2 separate regions of the Homo sapiens genome follow, and region 1 is linked to region 2. The links are chromatin loops, found by intact Hi-C in ENCODE. Cell type or tissue: mammary epithelial cell. All regions are shown on one strand.

Evidence for each region. Hi-C counts contacts between places; a loop is a spot of excess contacts. Peaks named below come from ENCODE experiments on the same cell type or tissue, not always from the same donor. Only the 100,000 strongest peaks of a DNase experiment are listed, where the experiment ranks them.
Region 1: it touches region 2 in a loop (12-fold over the local background); 13 of 110 quality-filtered maps call a loop at or near these places.

The regions. Positions count from the first base shown.
Region 1 is chr10:74,030,877-74,038,876 of GRCh38, forward strand. All of the region lies in intron 1 of VCL (vinculin), which reads left to right. It overlaps LOC124902455 (a long non-coding RNA gene), which reads left to right. Exons shown (of 2, transcript XR_007062197.1): 2 at 1-3,239. Among named protein-coding and RNA genes, the nearest start is that of VCL, 37 kb to the left of the region's middle. RefSeq lists an enhancer at 3,821-3,950. In mammary epithelial cell, a CTCF peak has its summit at 4,711 (motif pointing left); a DNase peak (open chromatin) is centred at 2,235.
Region 2 is chr10:73,882,694-73,890,693 of GRCh38, forward strand. LOC124902454 (a long non-coding RNA gene) reads right to left here and starts at 6,770. Exons shown (of 2, transcript XR_007062196.1): 1 at 6,534-6,770; 2 at 5,769-5,976. RefSeq lists enhancers at 3,452-3,561, 4,493-5,692, 4,856-5,574, 5,721-6,679, 6,136-6,215. In mammary epithelial cell, a CTCF peak has its summit at 3,557 (motif pointing right); DNase peaks (open chromatin) are centred at 4,858, 5,208, 5,998, 6,468 and 2 weaker places; H3K27ac peaks cover 4,183 bases.

The DNA.
Region 1 (8,000 bases), 150 kb after region 2:
TTTTCACACAAAAAAATTGCAACCTCTGGCACAAATGGGTTAAAAATACTATGTGGACCAAACAAAAACCATCCTTGCCCCAAATTCTACACAAAATCCACTAATTTGCAGCTCTTGGCCTAGATCACTGTTTCCTACATATGTCCTAGAAATCCTAATTCTGTCATATATTAATAGGTGCTAAGAAATAAGGAATTCTTGGTCACATGAATTTGGAAAATGATGGATTAAACAAAACTGAACACATTTCCTGACTGAAGGTTATCATAGATCCTCAATTATGCTAATGTGCCTTGTAAATTCCTAAGAAGATATAGCCCATTACCCCACAGTTACAGTTAGGTCACCATCTCCACTTGCTTCCCCCACCACCCCCCTTGTCTAGGGTAAGAGTGGCTTTCCTCCTGGTAAAGGTTAGTCTCTGTATCTCTCTCCAGATTCTTACCCTGTCTCTTCAGGGATCTGACTTCAGAAGAAATCTATTTCCTGCCTCTTGTCCTGTAGCCTATCAGTATGCTTGGTTTTCTCCAGTTTAAAAAAAATGACGACCTTTTCTTATACCATACACAAAAATTGACTCCAAATGGATCACAGACCTAACTATAAGAGCTAAAACTATAAAATTCTTAGAATAAAACATGGGAGTAAATCTTCATGATCTCAGGTTAGATGAAGCCTTCTTAAGTGTTACACCAAAAGCACAAGTAGCAAAAGACAAAACAAAACAACAGGAAAAAAGCACAAGCAACCAAAATCACAAACAACAAAAGAAGACAAGCTGGGCTGCAATCCCAGCACTTTGGGAGGCCCCGCAGGCAGATTACTTGAGCCCAGAAGTTCGAGATCAGCCTGGTCACCATGGTGAAACCCTGTCTCTACAAAAAATACTAAAAATTAGCCGAGTGTGGCCCGGCACGGTGGCTCATGCCTGTAATCCCAGCACTTTGGGAGGCCGAGGCGGGCGGATCACCTGTGGTCAGGAGTTCCAGACCAGCCTGACCAACGTGGAGAAACCCAGTCTCTGCTAAAAATACAAAATTAGCCAGGCGTGGTGGTGCGTGCCTGTAATCCCAGCTACTTGGGAGGCTGAGGCAGGAGAATCACTTGAACCTGGGAGGCAGAGGTTGCAGTGAACCAAGATCACGCCATTGCACTCCAACCTGGGCAACAAGAGCAAAACTCCATCTCAAAAAAAAAAAAAAAAAAAAAAAAAAAAGCCGGGTGTGGTTGTATACACCTGTACTTCCAGCTACTCAGGGGGCTGAGGTGGGAGGATCACCTGAGCCTGAAGAGGTAGAGGCTGTGGTGAGCTGTGATCATGCCACTGCACTCTAGTCTGGGCAACAGAGACTCTGTTTCAGAATAAAAAAAAAAAAAAAAAAAAGAAAAAGGAAAAGACAAGCTATATTTTAGTCTTAAATTGGCCTTTATCAAAATTAAAAGCTTGTGCTGCAAAGGACACTATCAAGAAAGGGAAAGACAACCCACAGACTGGGAAAAATATTTGCAAAAGATAAATAACTCAAAATATTGGCAAGGGGCCAGGCACAGTGGCTCATGCCTATAATCCCAGCACTTTGGGAGGCCGAAGCAGGCAGATTACCTGAGGTCAGGAGTTTGAGACCAGCCTGGCCAACATGATGAAACCCTGTCTCTACCAAAAAAATACAAAAATTAGCCAGGCATGGTGGCTCATGCCTGTAGTCCCAGCTACTTGGGAGGCTGAAGCAGGAGAATCGCTTGAACCCGGGAGGCGGAGGTTGCAGTGAGCCCAGATTGCACCACTGTACTCCGGCCTGGGTAACAAAGTAAGTCTCGGTCTCAAAAAAAAAAATATATATATATATATATATATTGGCAAGGTATCTGAATAGACATTTCTCAAAAGTAGATATATAAATGGTCAATACACCCATAAAAAGATGCTCAGCATCATTAGCCATCAGGTCAAAACCACAATGAGATACCGCTTCAGTAGGAGGGCTGTAATTAAAAAGATAATAACAAGTGTTGCCAGGGATATTGAGAAGTTGGAACCCTCTCATGTAGCTGCTGCGAATGTTAAATGGTTTAGCCTCTTTGGAAAATAGTCTGGCATTTCCTCAAATGGTTAAACATAGAGATACCATATGACCCAGCAATTGAATACCTAGGTTTATAACCAAGAGAAATGAAAACATGTTCATACAAAACCTTGTACACTAATGTTTATAGCAGCATTATTCATAATAGCCCAAAAATGAAAACAACTCAGGTGCCCATCAACTGATGAATGGACAAAATGTGATGTAACCATACAATGAAATATGATTTGGCAATAAAAAGAAATGAAGTACTGATACATAGCACAGATGAAAGAAGCTAGTCACTAAAGAGCACATCTTATGTGATTCTATTTATATCAGATATTTAGAATAAGTAAATCTGTAGAGAGAAAGTAGATTAGTGTTTACCTAAGATTAGGTGGTGGTGAGGAAGGGTTAGGGCTAAATGGGGGTGGTGTTGACTGCTAATAGTTACTAGGTCTCTTTCTGGAGTGATGAAAATGTTCACAAATCAATTGTCATGGTTGCACAACTCTGTGACTGTCTTAACGACACCATTAACCTCTCTGTGGCAGTTGACACTATTGACTGTTCCTGAAATTCTTCTGGCTTTTATGACAGAGTTCTATTGATCCCCCTGCCCCTATCTCTGATATTTTCTTTCCAGCTTTTTTCACCAGCTTGTTCTTCCACCAGCTACTTATCTGTTGGTGGTGTTGGGTCGTGATTTCATTCATTATCCATGGCTTTTAGAACGTCTGAGTTGCCTGTTACTTGTGAATCAATTTTTCTAGTCCCGGTAAGTGAACTGAGGAACCATCTTTTCAGTTGCTTATTGGACAACTCCCTCTGAATATCCCAGTGCTAATTACTTTCCCTCTCAGAGCTGGTTTTCTTCCTATGTTACCAATTGACCCAGTCACTTGAGCCAGGGGCTGGGAGCCATCCTAGATTTCTGTCTCACCCTCCACATGGAGTGTCATGTGGCTGCCTTTTTTACACCTGCCCTCTCATCTCCATTCACACTGCTGCTGCTTCTGCTACAGTTAATCTGTAGTTTATCTTTCACTAAGACTGTAAGCTCCATGAGATCTGGGGCCATGTGTGTTTTCTTCATCACTGTCTGTAATGCTTGGTACATTGCATGTTATGTAAGTAATATTTGTTGATTGAATAAATGAATTCACAAATGAACTTGTCTTCCGAGTTTTCTTCGCTCTGATCCATTCTTGCTGCTGAATTTTTCTGTTTGAAATGCAGACCTAACAATGTCTTTTACTTAGAATAATTAAATAATTCCCCATTGCTTAGAGGATAAGTCTATTGCATTGCATACAAGGCCCTCCATGATGTGGCCCCTTTCTGCTTTTCCAATTTCCTGTCCTCTCCACATCTCCTCTCTACCCAGTACCCCATTTTCCAGCTATGTTTCCTGAGCTGGCCATGCTTTCCCATATCTTGCCCTATTAACTAGAAAGCCCTCCTTTTTACCTTGAATTCCATTACTTCTGGAGAACTCTTATTCTGCCTTCCTAGAGTTTCTCTTCCTCTGTGAAACTTCCTGTACCTCACCTACGCAGAGCAGAAACTTGGTTGTAACTCTACTAGAGCATGCATTACACTGCATTGCCTTATTTGTTTAAGCATTTGTCAACGAACAACAAGGACTGAGTCTCACTTTTGTATCCCCATCACACAGTGACAGACACAGTGCCTCCCACATGGGAAGTACTCATTAAGTGCTTGATTAAATGAATAAGTTGGAAATCAGAGTAGATTAGAGAGTTTTAGTTTTTCTGGATGTGGCCTCTTAAACACTGAACTCTGGCTGGCCATCTGTGAATGATGTACAAAGGATATCAGTGAGGGGTGGATGGATCACAAGTTCATCACCACCCCAGAAAAACAATCAAAAGCATTGCTGATGATGGGTCACTTACATTATTATTATCCTTGTATGACTGAGGCCTGGTACTGGGCACAGCTGCAATCAGAATGGTTGTTCAGTATAATGGATTGATCAGGCTAACTGTTATGCCATGACATTGATTTGAGCCACAGTAAGTACAGGCAAATGGGTACACATTCTTAAGTCTGGTCACAATCAGTTGGTCACAACCTATTGTCTAAATACATTAAGAACATCTTCCTACCACATTTTTAATGTAATGTTCTTTAGTTACGACTTACATTGTACAAATAAGTAACACAAGTCTTCTCAGCTTTGTTTTGTCTTTCTGTTTTCTTGTACTTAGTCTAGCTAAGGGAGACATCTACATTAACATATTTTTTAGTCTAGGTAGTGACTTGAACCAGCCAACCTTTTTTTTCTTTCTTTTTTTTTTTTTGCTGGAAAGAAACCAAATCTCTCTACATTACCAAACCAAATCGAGTAGATTGTGATGAAAGGAGTAATAATAACAACAGCAGAAGACAAAAGGCCTCTCACATAGAATTTTGAACTAAAGTCACATATTGAACAAAGGATATTTAAATTAACTACTGAACAAAGTAAGAGCTCTTCAAAAGAAACAGAGCTCCCTGCCAAGCCCCCTAAAAATGCCCCCAGGCCTCTTATTCATTCACTACCATTATTTCAGTTTATATCTAAAGATGTTTTATTTCTTATCTCATTCTCTTCCCACCACCTAGTGGACACATAGTTGGCACTTACTGCTTGTTTATTGAATTGAATGGAATCTAGCCCCAAGAGTTAAAAGCTATTCTCTGAAGAAGAAAATAAAAGAGAAATAATTTTGTCAGTGAATAGAAATAACAAGTCTGAGTTTCTCTCGGCAATGGAATAAAGTTAGGAAGGGATAACACGTACAGTTGGCTCTCTGTATCTGTGGGTTCCACACTTCTGCATTTAGCCAACTGCGGATTGAAAATATTCAGAAAACAAGGATAGTTGCATCTGTGTTGAACATGTACAGATTTTTTCCTTGTCTTTATTCCCTAAACAATACAGTATAACAACTATGTACATAGCATTTATATTATATTAGGTATTATAAATAATCCAGAGATAATTTAAAGTATGTGGGAGGATGTGTGTAAGTTATATTCAAATACTATGCTGTTTTATATAAGAGACAAGCATCTGTGGGTTTTGGTATTTGAAGGGGGTCATGGAACCAATTCTCCATAGATACCAAGAGACATGACTATATTTATTATAAAGTTAGATTACTCCAAAAGGGTTGTTTTTAAATACTGACCCAGAGAAAGCTAATTAGACTATAACTAAGATCTGTTTGTTCTTTTCTCTGTTTTTGTTTTTGTTTTTTGTTTTTTTTAGACGGAGTTTTGCTTTTGTCGCCCAGGCTGGAGTGCCATGGCACGATCTCGGCTCACTGCAACCTCTGCCTCCCAGGTTCAAGTGATTCTCCTGTCTCACCCTCCCGAGTAGCTGGGATTACAGGCGCCCACCATCACGCCCGGCCAATTTTTATATATTTAGTAGAGACAGGGTTTCACCATGTTGGCCAGTCTGGTCTCAAACTTCTGATCTCAGGTGATCCACCCGCCTTGGCCTCCCAAAGTGCTGGATTACAGGCGTGAGCCACCGTGCCCAGCCACTCTGTTTTTTTTTAACCCTTTAATCCATAGGACTTTTTTCAGAAGGAATAAGATCTATTTTAAGGCATAAAAAAAATGAGGCATCAGACAGATGTGGTGGCATGCACCCGTATTCCCAGCTACTTGGGAGGCTGAGGTGGGAGGATTCCTTGACCCCAGCAGTTTGAGTCCAGCCTGGGCAATATAGCAAGACCCCATCTTAAAAAAAAAAAAGTAAAAAAGAAGCATTTGTTGATTCTTACTGACCTGTTTGCAAAGTTGTAGTCTACATTGGGAATCATATTTCTCCATACTAAGTTGACCTCGAAGAATAACATTTTCCCACCAGCTATGAAGATTCCTGTTAGTTAACAAAAGACATTTTGTGAATTAATCCCTTTCTTGTTTGTTCTACTTTTTTTCTTTTTCTTTTTTTTTTTTCTTTTGAGATGGAGTCTCGCTCTGTCACCCAGGCTGGAGTGCAGTGGCCCGATCTTGGCTCACTGCAAGCTCTGCCTCCCGGGTTCGCGCCATTCTCCTGCCTCAGCCTCCCGAGTAGCTGGGACTACAGGCGCCCGCCACCACGCCCGGCTAATTTTTTGTATTTTTAGTCGAGACGGGGTTTCACCGTGTTAGCCACGATGGTCTCCATCTCCTGACCTTGTGATCTACCCACCTCCTGACCTTGTGATCTACCCACTTACGCCTGGGATTACAGGCGTAAGCCACCACGGCTGACTGTTCTACTCTATTTTTATTTGGAAAAGATGGGTGCTATGGAAATTTTCTGTTTTGATGGTGACAGGAGAGTACAGGAAAATGCATTTTCTGTCATCAATGGGTTAATGGCTTAAAAATTAAAGATTTGTCTTTGGTTCTCCTAGACAGGCTTTGCCAGTTGTTCTCAAATAGGACATACCTTTCTGCTTCTGTAGATCTTTACAAAGTGGTTCTTTGGAAGTTCTCGACTTGTTATTTTGGTGATAGAACACTAAATTGTAAAGATCTAGAACAGAGGATGACAATCTTTGAATAAATGGGCAGGTCAAGGTAACATAATCCTCTCTGCCTTCACTTAGCATACAAAGTCCTGAACTAACTGAACTTTCCTTTCTAGCCTCATTTCCTCTGCTGAAGCCACACCAGCGTGTCTTTCTAGTCCTGGCCTCCTTGTACTCGCATATCTGACTGAACCTTCTTTGCCTGTGCTCTTCTCTTTGTTTGGGCTGTCTGATTCTTCTCTACTGGGCAGCTTCTCCTTTCCAGGCCTGGCTCCTTTTTTCTAAAAGACCACATAGGAAAGGAATAAATGAAGGTTATAGTAGCTGTGTGAAGAATGAATTGGAAGAGTCTGGAGCAACAAGACCAGTTTTAGGATACAGTGAGGGTCTCATGGATCTGTGCTGCCTGATATGGTAGCCACTAGCCGTAGGTGGCAATTAAAATGAAATAAAGGTAAAAATTCAGTTCTTCAGTTATACTGGCCACATTTCTTTGTTTCTTTTTCTTTTCTTTTCTTTTTTTTTTTTTTTTGAGACGGAGTCTCGCTCTGTCGCCTAGGCTGGAGTGCAGTGGTGCGATCTCAGTTCACTGCAACCTCCTCCTCCCAGGTTCAAGCAATTTTCCTGCCTCAGCCTCCCAAGTAGCTGGGATTACAGGTGCCTGCCACACCCCTGGCTAATTTTTGTATTTTTAGTAGAGACGGGGTTTCGCCATGTTGGCCAGGGTGGTCTCGAATTCCTGATATCAGGTGTTCCACCCGCCTTGACCTTCCAAAGTGCTGGGATTACAGGCATGAGCTATTGCACCTGGCCTATGCTGGGAACATTCCAAGTGGTCAATACTCACAGGTGGCTAATGGGTACTGTATTGGGCGGCACAGATTAAATAGAATATTTCCATCATAAAAGAAAATTATTTGGACAGCACTGCCAAAAATCAATTCCCCAAGAAAAAATGGCATTCATTCTATATAGTCATGTTTTATGTGTTGTACCTTAAAAACAGTGCCGTTCGTTGTCCCTAATCTAATTCTAGCCAGAGTGTATTGAGCAATCATGGATACTATTGCTTCAAGTATGAATGCAGCTTAGAATAACAAAATCACATTTAGTGTTTATCACTTAAGTATTCAAAAATAGCATTTAAATAAATGCCCTTGAATATATTTTTAATTATCCATTTATCTTTCCTTACCTACTCCTACTCTTACAAAGAGGCATCAATTAATTACATGCCATTCAGTTTTTAGTAATTACCTCTACTGAGGTCAGAATATATGCTATTTACAAAACTGTTTTAATGTTTTTGCCTGGTGTAGCCATGATTGCTTTATCTTTGGATAATAACTGTTTGCCATATATCAGCCTTCTAGCATTGCTACCTTTGAAGGCT
Region 2 (8,000 bases):
CACCTACCTCGGCCTCCTGAGTAACTGGTTCTACAGGTGTGTGCCACCATACCCAGCTATTTTCTTTTTGTATTTTTTGTAGAGACGGGGTTTCACCATGTTGCCCAGGCTGGTCTCAAACTCCTGACCTCAGTGATCTGTCCGCCTTGGCCTCCCAAAGTGCTGGGATTACAGGCATGAACCACTGTGCCTGGCCTGTGTTTTATGACTTGTCTGCGCCTCAGTTTTCTTACTGGCAAAATAGGAATAGTAGTACTCACTTCATAGACTTTTTTTTTTAATTAGCATCTAATTTATTTTCACTGGCAAAAAAATGTATATATTTATCATATACAACATGTTGTTTTGAAATATGTATACATTATGGAATGGCTAAATGCAGCTGATTAACATATGCATACCTCACATACTGTTTTTTGTATTGAGAACACTTTAGAATCGACTTTCTTAGTTATTTTCAAGAATACAGTACATTGTTATTAACTATAGTCACCATGCTAACTTATTTTTTTTTGAGACAAGGTCTCGCTCTGTCGCCCAGGCTGGGGTGCAGCAGCATGATCCTGGCTCACTGCAACCTCTGCCTCCCATGCTTAAGTTGGTATTACAGGTACGTGCCACCAGACTCAGCTAATTTTTATTTATTTATTTATTTATTTATTTATTTATTTATTTATTTATTGTAATTTTAGTGGAGACAGAGTTTTGCCATGTTGGCCAGGCTGGTCTCAAACTCCTGACCTCAAGTGATCCACCCACCCCAGCCTCCCAAAGTGCTGGGATTACAGGCCACTGCACCCAGCCAATCACTGTGCTGTATCTCCTGATAGATCTCTTGAACTTATTCCTCCTATCTATTGATAGGATTTTATGAGGAATAAATTATCAGTATAAGTGAAGGGCAAAACAGTGCCTGGAATAGTCAGGGCTCAATAAATATTAGCCATTGTAACTATACCCCTTGCCAACCTTGACCAGTTTTCTTCTCAGGTTCCCTTGGCTCTGACAGTGACGTGACTAGTTGCTGATGACCTAGGTTCAGAATCTTGGAGTCAATCTTGACTCATCCCTTATCTCGCTTAGAGGGCAGAGCTGGGTTTGAATTCTGGGACTGCTGCTTACTATTAATACTTGTGCGACCTGGGCAAGGTAACTAAGCTCCCTGAGCTTCATGTTCCTCATTGGTAAAATAAAGATGTTGTAACTTTCACTGTAGGGTTGTTATAATAATTTAATGATAGTATTTGTAGGTGAATGGTTCGATGCCTGATGCTAAATAAATGGTACTTGTTATCATTATCATCCTGTATATCATTAGGAACTGACACCTATATATTTTTCCCTTTACATGTCCTTGTATCCATCTCTTCTTTTTTATTTCCCTCCCACCATCCTGGACTAGGCCTTCCTCAGCCTCCCGAGTTTCTGCAGTAGCCCTCCTTCTAACTTTGCTGACCCATTTTATTCATTTTCCTCTTTCTTTTTCTCTTTCTTTCTCTACCTTTTTTTTATTTCCTCCCTCCCTCCCTCCTTTCCTTCCTTTCCTTCCTTTCTTTCCCTTTCTTCCCTTCCTTCCCTCCCTTCCTTCCTTCCCTATCTCTTTTTCTTCCTTTTTAAGAAATATTGGCCAAGTGCAGTGGCTCACACCTGTAATCCCAGCACTTTGAGAGGCCGAGGTGGGTGGATCACCTGAGGTCGGGAGTTCAAGACCAGCCTGACCAACACGGAGAAAACCTATGTCTACTAAAAATACAAAATTAGCCGGGCATGGTAGTGCATGCCTGTAATCCCAGTTACTCAGGAGGCTGAGGCAGGAGAATTGCTTGAACGCGGGAGGCGGAGGTTGCAGTGAGTCGAGATTGCGCCATTGCATTCCAGCTTGGGCAAGAAGAGCAAAACTCCGTCTTAAAAAAAAAAAAAGAAATATTAATGGGACATTGTCTCAGTGCTGGGGATATAGTAGTGAACAAGGCTGGTCGCGGTGGCTCACGCCTGTAATTCCAGCACTTTAGGAGGCTGAGGCAGGTGGATCACCTGAGGTCAGGAGTTCGAGACCACCCTGACCAATATGGTGAAACCCCGTCTCTATTAAAAATACAAAAATTAGCCGGGTATGGTGGCGTGCGCCTGCAGTCTTAGCTATTTGACTGAGACAGGAGAATTGATTGAACCCAGGAGGTGGAGGTTGCAGTGAGCAGAGATCACGCCAGTGCACTCCAGCCTGGGTGACAAAGCAATACTCTGTCTCAAAAAAAAAAAGGAGTGAACAAAAGAGGTGATGTCCCTGCCCTCAGGAAGCCACTTTGGGAGGCACTTGAGGTCCCAGCACTTGAGGTCAGGAGTTTGAGAGCAGCCTTGCCAACATGGTGAAACCCCATCTCTACTAAAGATACGAAAATTAGCAGCTGGGCACAGTGGCTTACGCCTATAATCCCAGCACTTTGGGAGGCCAAGGTGGAAGGATCACGAGGCCAAGAGATCGAGACCATCCTGGCCAACATGGTGAAACCTCATCTCTACTAAAAATACAAAAATTAGCCGGGCATGGTAGCGCATGCCTGTAATCCCAGTTACTTAGGAGGCTGAGGCAGGAGAATCACTTGAACCCGAGAGGCGGAGGTTGCAGTGAGCCGAGATTGCAACAATGCACTCCAGCCTGGGCAACAGAGCCAGACTCCGTCCCAAAAAACAACAACAACAAACACAAACAAACAAACACAAATAATAAATTTCTTCTTTTTTTTTTTTTTGAGACGGAGTCTCACTCTGTCGCCCAGGCTGGAGTGCAGCGGCGTGATCTCGGCTCACTGCAAGCTCTGCCTCCCGGGTTCATGCCATTTTCCTGCCTCAGCCTCCTGAGTAGCTGGGACTGCAGGCGCCCACCACCACGCCCGGCTAATTTTTTTGTATTTTTAGTAGAGATGGGGTTTCACTGTGTTAGCCAGAATGGTCTCTATCTCCTGACCTCTTGATCGCCCCACCTCGGCCTCCCAAAGTGCTGGGATTACAGGCGTGAGCCACTGCGCCCGGCCACAAATAATAAATTTCTTATGTTGAACATAGATTGCTTGAACAACAACAACAATAATGCCATATTTTCTCCCTACTATCTCATTTTAATCATCATAACAACCCTAAGGGTAAGTTTTGGTATTCTCATTTTACAGATGAGATTGCGCTGATTCTCTGAACTCACCCCTTGAAATGGTTGGCACCTAATTATGGGCTTGCTGTTTGCTTTCTTAAAATTTTGGTTTTAACTTCTCATTTAGATCATAGGTCCCTTAAAAGCAGAGCCCTAGTCTTCTCCTCCTTATATCTCCTTCTCCTCATATCTTGTGGCCAAGCACTGTGTGCTATACACAGTGAGTGCTTTTTAACGGGTCTGTCCGTTGGATGGATCCTGTTCTGATATGGGCCGCTTATATTGGTGGTGGTGCCATCTTGAATGCTTTCCACTCTGGGCCCAAGGATGGAGAACCTGGAGATGGTGCGGGCCACAGAAGTGAGGAGGCTAGGTCTCCACCCCAAACGGGCAGTGATTCTGCTTGTCCACTAGAGGCCGCCTTAGACCCAGTTTTAGAGAGCCGGAGAGCTACCAGATTACTCAGCCCACTCCACCCCAGGGGTCATTTCCAGCACCAAGTCTGTCTTAGAACCCAAGGCCCCACAGTCCATTATTGGTGCCTCCAGCTATGGTTTCTTCCAGTAGATCACTAGATCTCAGACATGGAATGAGCTCCAGAATAAAAGTTGCTGATGCCAGCTAGATAACAGGAGTGTTCTGGCAGGTTCCAGGTGCCCCTCAATGAGCCAAATCAACAAATGTATATGGGGCACCCAACTGAGCACCTTCTGTGTACTAGGCAGGGTGCTATACTCTGGGACTAGTTTGGTGAACAAGACCTCCCTTCTCTACTCTCCCAGCTCTTATGATCTAATGAGGTACACAGACAAATCTAAAATCAATGCATTGTGTGATAAACTGCTGACATGATTTCTCCTCCAGGGTTAGTTCTCTCTATGTCTCATTTCACTGTGAATTATCCCATGAGACACCTACTTGCTTTAGGGCAAGGAAGTAAGGCCAGAAGCAGAGAAAAGAAAATCATCCACATTTGGAGAATCACTGCAGAACCCCTCCTTTCAGGAGGTATAAGGATCTCCAGTGTCTTCTGGTAGATCTGAGGGCATCTGGGGCTGGAGTGGGTGCTGGGGACAAGGAAGTACCAGGCCACCTCGACACAGCCTTCCTGCTCTTCCTTCTCCAGGTGGCCTGGGAGCTTTGCTTGGGAAGTGAAGCAGATTCCCCAGACTTTGGGTTGTGATCTGCCTGCTTACTTTCTCACTGATTTATCTTTGCCTCTTTTTGTTTATTTATTTCTTCCTTTTTCTCAGATTATCTGTCAGTCAACATGTTTGTCAAATGAATGTGATATTCAGGGCACTCTTTTTCACTCAGAAGCATGAGGTCAAGGAAGTCACAACAGAGTTGGGGAGATAAGATACAGAGGGATAGAGACAGACTCCCGTGCAGTGCCGCATTTTTCTAAGTGCAAGTTGTGGCTGCCCGTGGCCATTTCCAGGGATAGATCCCTGGGGTCTGAGGGAGTCCGGGAAGGCTTCCTTCCTGGAGGAGCTCTCAGCCTGCCCAGTGGTGAGTTTCTGTGTGCGGGTGTTTTCAGAAAAGACAGAGAAGAGTGAAACATCCCCTCCACCCAGTTGTTCATTCCGCTGTGCCTGGACAAGGGTCTCAGAGGCCCCAGTGCTCCACATTCCTGAGAAGCAGCTTCTGAGTCAGAGCCCCAGAAACAGCTGAGGCGGCTTCAGGCTGGAGTCTTGGCTCTGTTTTCCTCCATTCTGTCCAAAAGCAACTCCCTCCGTAGCTATTTGGATGTGACCAGAAACCCAAGCAGGGCCCTGGGGTGGGAGCCTGGCTCAGCCAAAGTCTATAAAATGGATTTGTTCCCTGCATTCCCTCCAGGGCTGCAGCCGTCAGGTAAAGGTGGGTGCCCAGTGACACCTGTGCCAGAAAGCCCAAGGGGCAGGGGAGACTCACCCTGTGCCTACAAGTTACAGCCCCCAATGCAGCTATTATTGGGTTGCCTCCGGGAAGGGGGTCGTAATTAGGATTTGGCTTAAGTTAAGACAGCAGCATTCCCTGGGCAATCTGCCAGCACCTCCTCACTGCCTGGGCGTGGGGCCCAGGACATGCCAGGGCAATGCCAGAGAGCTGACTCAGGGGGCGGCATTAGGGGAACAGAAAAACCCTTCCCACCCGCCAGCCAAGAGAGGAGATGAAGCTGCCTGGGGGCCCGCTGTGATGGCCCTGCATGCCCAGACCACTAGCAGGCTGTGTATGGGGTCACTTCTCAGGCCACAGAGCCATGAAGCCCCATATTTCCTGGGGCCATCAGCAGAAGGCCAGGGCTCCCCATTCATTCTCTGAGTTCCTTTCTTCCTGCAAAGACCTCTAGCTATGCAGGTCTAGGTTCCCCAAACCCCTTTCTACATTGATGCAGGCCCTGCCATTGCCACTTTCTTAAGACTGTGACCTTGGGCAAGTCACTTACCTGGGTGAGACTTAGATTCCTTATATTTAAGATGCGATGAAGAATATCTGCTTGCCTCATAGGGCTGCAGTAAGGATCAAATGAGATAATGTCTATGAAGGTATCTTGTATATTATAAAGCACATTTATAATAAGGGTATTATTGTTGTCATCATTATTCCTGAGACAGAAATTATAGCCTCTGGCTCCTGAAGCTCAAAGTCCTCCTCTTTGCCTCCTTTATTCTGACAAGTTGCTCTGAAACCCAATGCCATAATCTTAAACCAGTCTTGAGCCTCGGAAGCATTGACACCCGCTCTTCTGCCTGGTGCTATGGTGCCAGCTCCGGGAAGCAACCCCCATCACCCTAGCTCTGTTAAACCGGTTCTTTCTCTTCTAATCAGACTCCTCCAGTCCAGTTTGCCTGCAATGATGACAAAGAAACCTAAAATAGCACAGGCTCTGCAAACACTGCTAGAAACTGAGCTTGGGGCATAAGGTGCTGTCTGTCACCCATGGGCCCGTCTGGGCATCCCAGCCAGGTGCAGCCCTCTGCCCTCCAGGGTCTGGCCTATCTTCCTTTATGCAGCCCCAGGATGACAGTTCCTCCTGTCAGCACTTTGTGTGGCTGAATTGGATGACTACCTAGAAAGCTGGCTTGGCTAGAGGTGCCAGAGGAGGGGGCTTACTGCTCCCTCGACCAGGTCCTCACCCCTGCGCTCTTGGGAACTTCCCTCGTGCCAAGAGGCCAGGTGAGCTGAGCTAATATCACAGGGAACAGCAGCTGCAACTGTGGCCCCAGGGAAGGTTGTGGACTGGGTACCGGAAAACCCTGATTCTGAGGACCCTGTGACGAGCAGGCCCTGGCTTGTCATTGTGACTACAGAACCAGTTTAGTGTGCAGCTGCTGGAGTGCCTGCCTGTGGGCCACTGGGCCTAGCTAGGCTCTGGGATTTCCCATGGGGCCTTCATATGACTTACCCTGGTGGGTGTGGTGGCTGCCAAGGCCTGATTCAAATGAGGAAGCTTGCAGCAGGGAGCCACGGGCATTTCTTGCCGCTCTAGCAGAACACTCATCATTGCCTAGTCCTTCTCTAATTGACCCGATGTTAAGTCGCCATTTGCATGTGGCACGAGTCTCTACCTTTAGAACTTTCTCATCCAGCTCTTTTGTTTTCTTTTCTTTCCTTCTTTCTTTCTCTTTTTCTTTTCTTTTCCTTTCCTTCCCTTCCCTTCCCTCCCCTTCCCTTCCCCTCCCCTCCCCTCCCTTCTCCTCCCCTTCCCTCCCTTCTCCTCCCCTTCCCTTCCCTTCCCTTCCCTTCCCTTTTCTTTGTCTCATCATCTCCCTCTGTCGCCCCAACTGGAATGCAGTGGCGTGATCTTGGCTCACTGCAACCTCCACTTCCCAGGCCCAAGTGATTCTTGTGATTCTCCTCAGCCTCCTGAGGAGCTGGGATTACAGGCACACGCCACCATGCCTGACTAATTTTTTGTATTTTTAGTAGAGACAGGGTTTCACCATGTTGGCCAGGCTGGTCTTGAACTCCTGACCTCAAATGATCCTCCTGCTTTGTCCTCCCAAAGTGCTGGGATTACAGATGTGAGCCACCACGCCTGGCCTCATCCAGCTCTTTCTTTTTTTTTTTTTTTTTTTTGAGACAGAGTCTCACTCTGTTGCCCAGGCTGGAGTGCAGTGGCCTGATGATCTTGGCTCACTGCAATCTCCTTCTCCCAGGCTCAAGCGATTCTCATGCTTCAGCCTCTTGAGTAGCTAGGACTACAGGTGCCTACCACCACACCCAGCTAATATTTGTATTTTTTGGTAAAAGCGGCCAGGCTGGTCTTGAACTCCTGACCTCAGATGATCCACCCACCTCGGGCTCCCAAATTGCTGGGATTACTGGTGTGAGCCACCGCACCTGGCCATCCTCCAGCTTTTTCTAAAACACCTTCTTTAGTACGTGTGTTCCTTTGCTGGGTGGTTACTATAAGAAAGACAGATGAAGTATTAGCTTATGTCAGAATCCCAAACTGATGGTCTGTTGGTCAAATGTAGACCCCAGACCTGATTTTGTTAACATGTACTGTTTTAATTGGGAAAATTTAACATTAAAAAATCCAGGTTTCAGCTGGGCATAGTGGCTCATACCTGCACTTCCAGCACTTTGGGAGGCCGAGGCAGAAATATCGCTTGAGGTGAGGAGTTCAAGACCAGCCTGGGCAACATAGCAAGACCCCACCTCTACCAAAAAAAAAAAAATTAGCCAAGTGCAGTAGTGCGTGCCTATAATTCTAGCTACTTGGGAGGAGCATCCCTTGAGCCAGGAAGTCGAGGCTGCAGTGAGCTGTGATTGTGCCACTACACTCCAGCCTTCGTGACAGAATGAGACCCTGTCTCTAACAAAACCAAAATCAAAACAAAACAAACCCAGATTTCAAATATCTTAA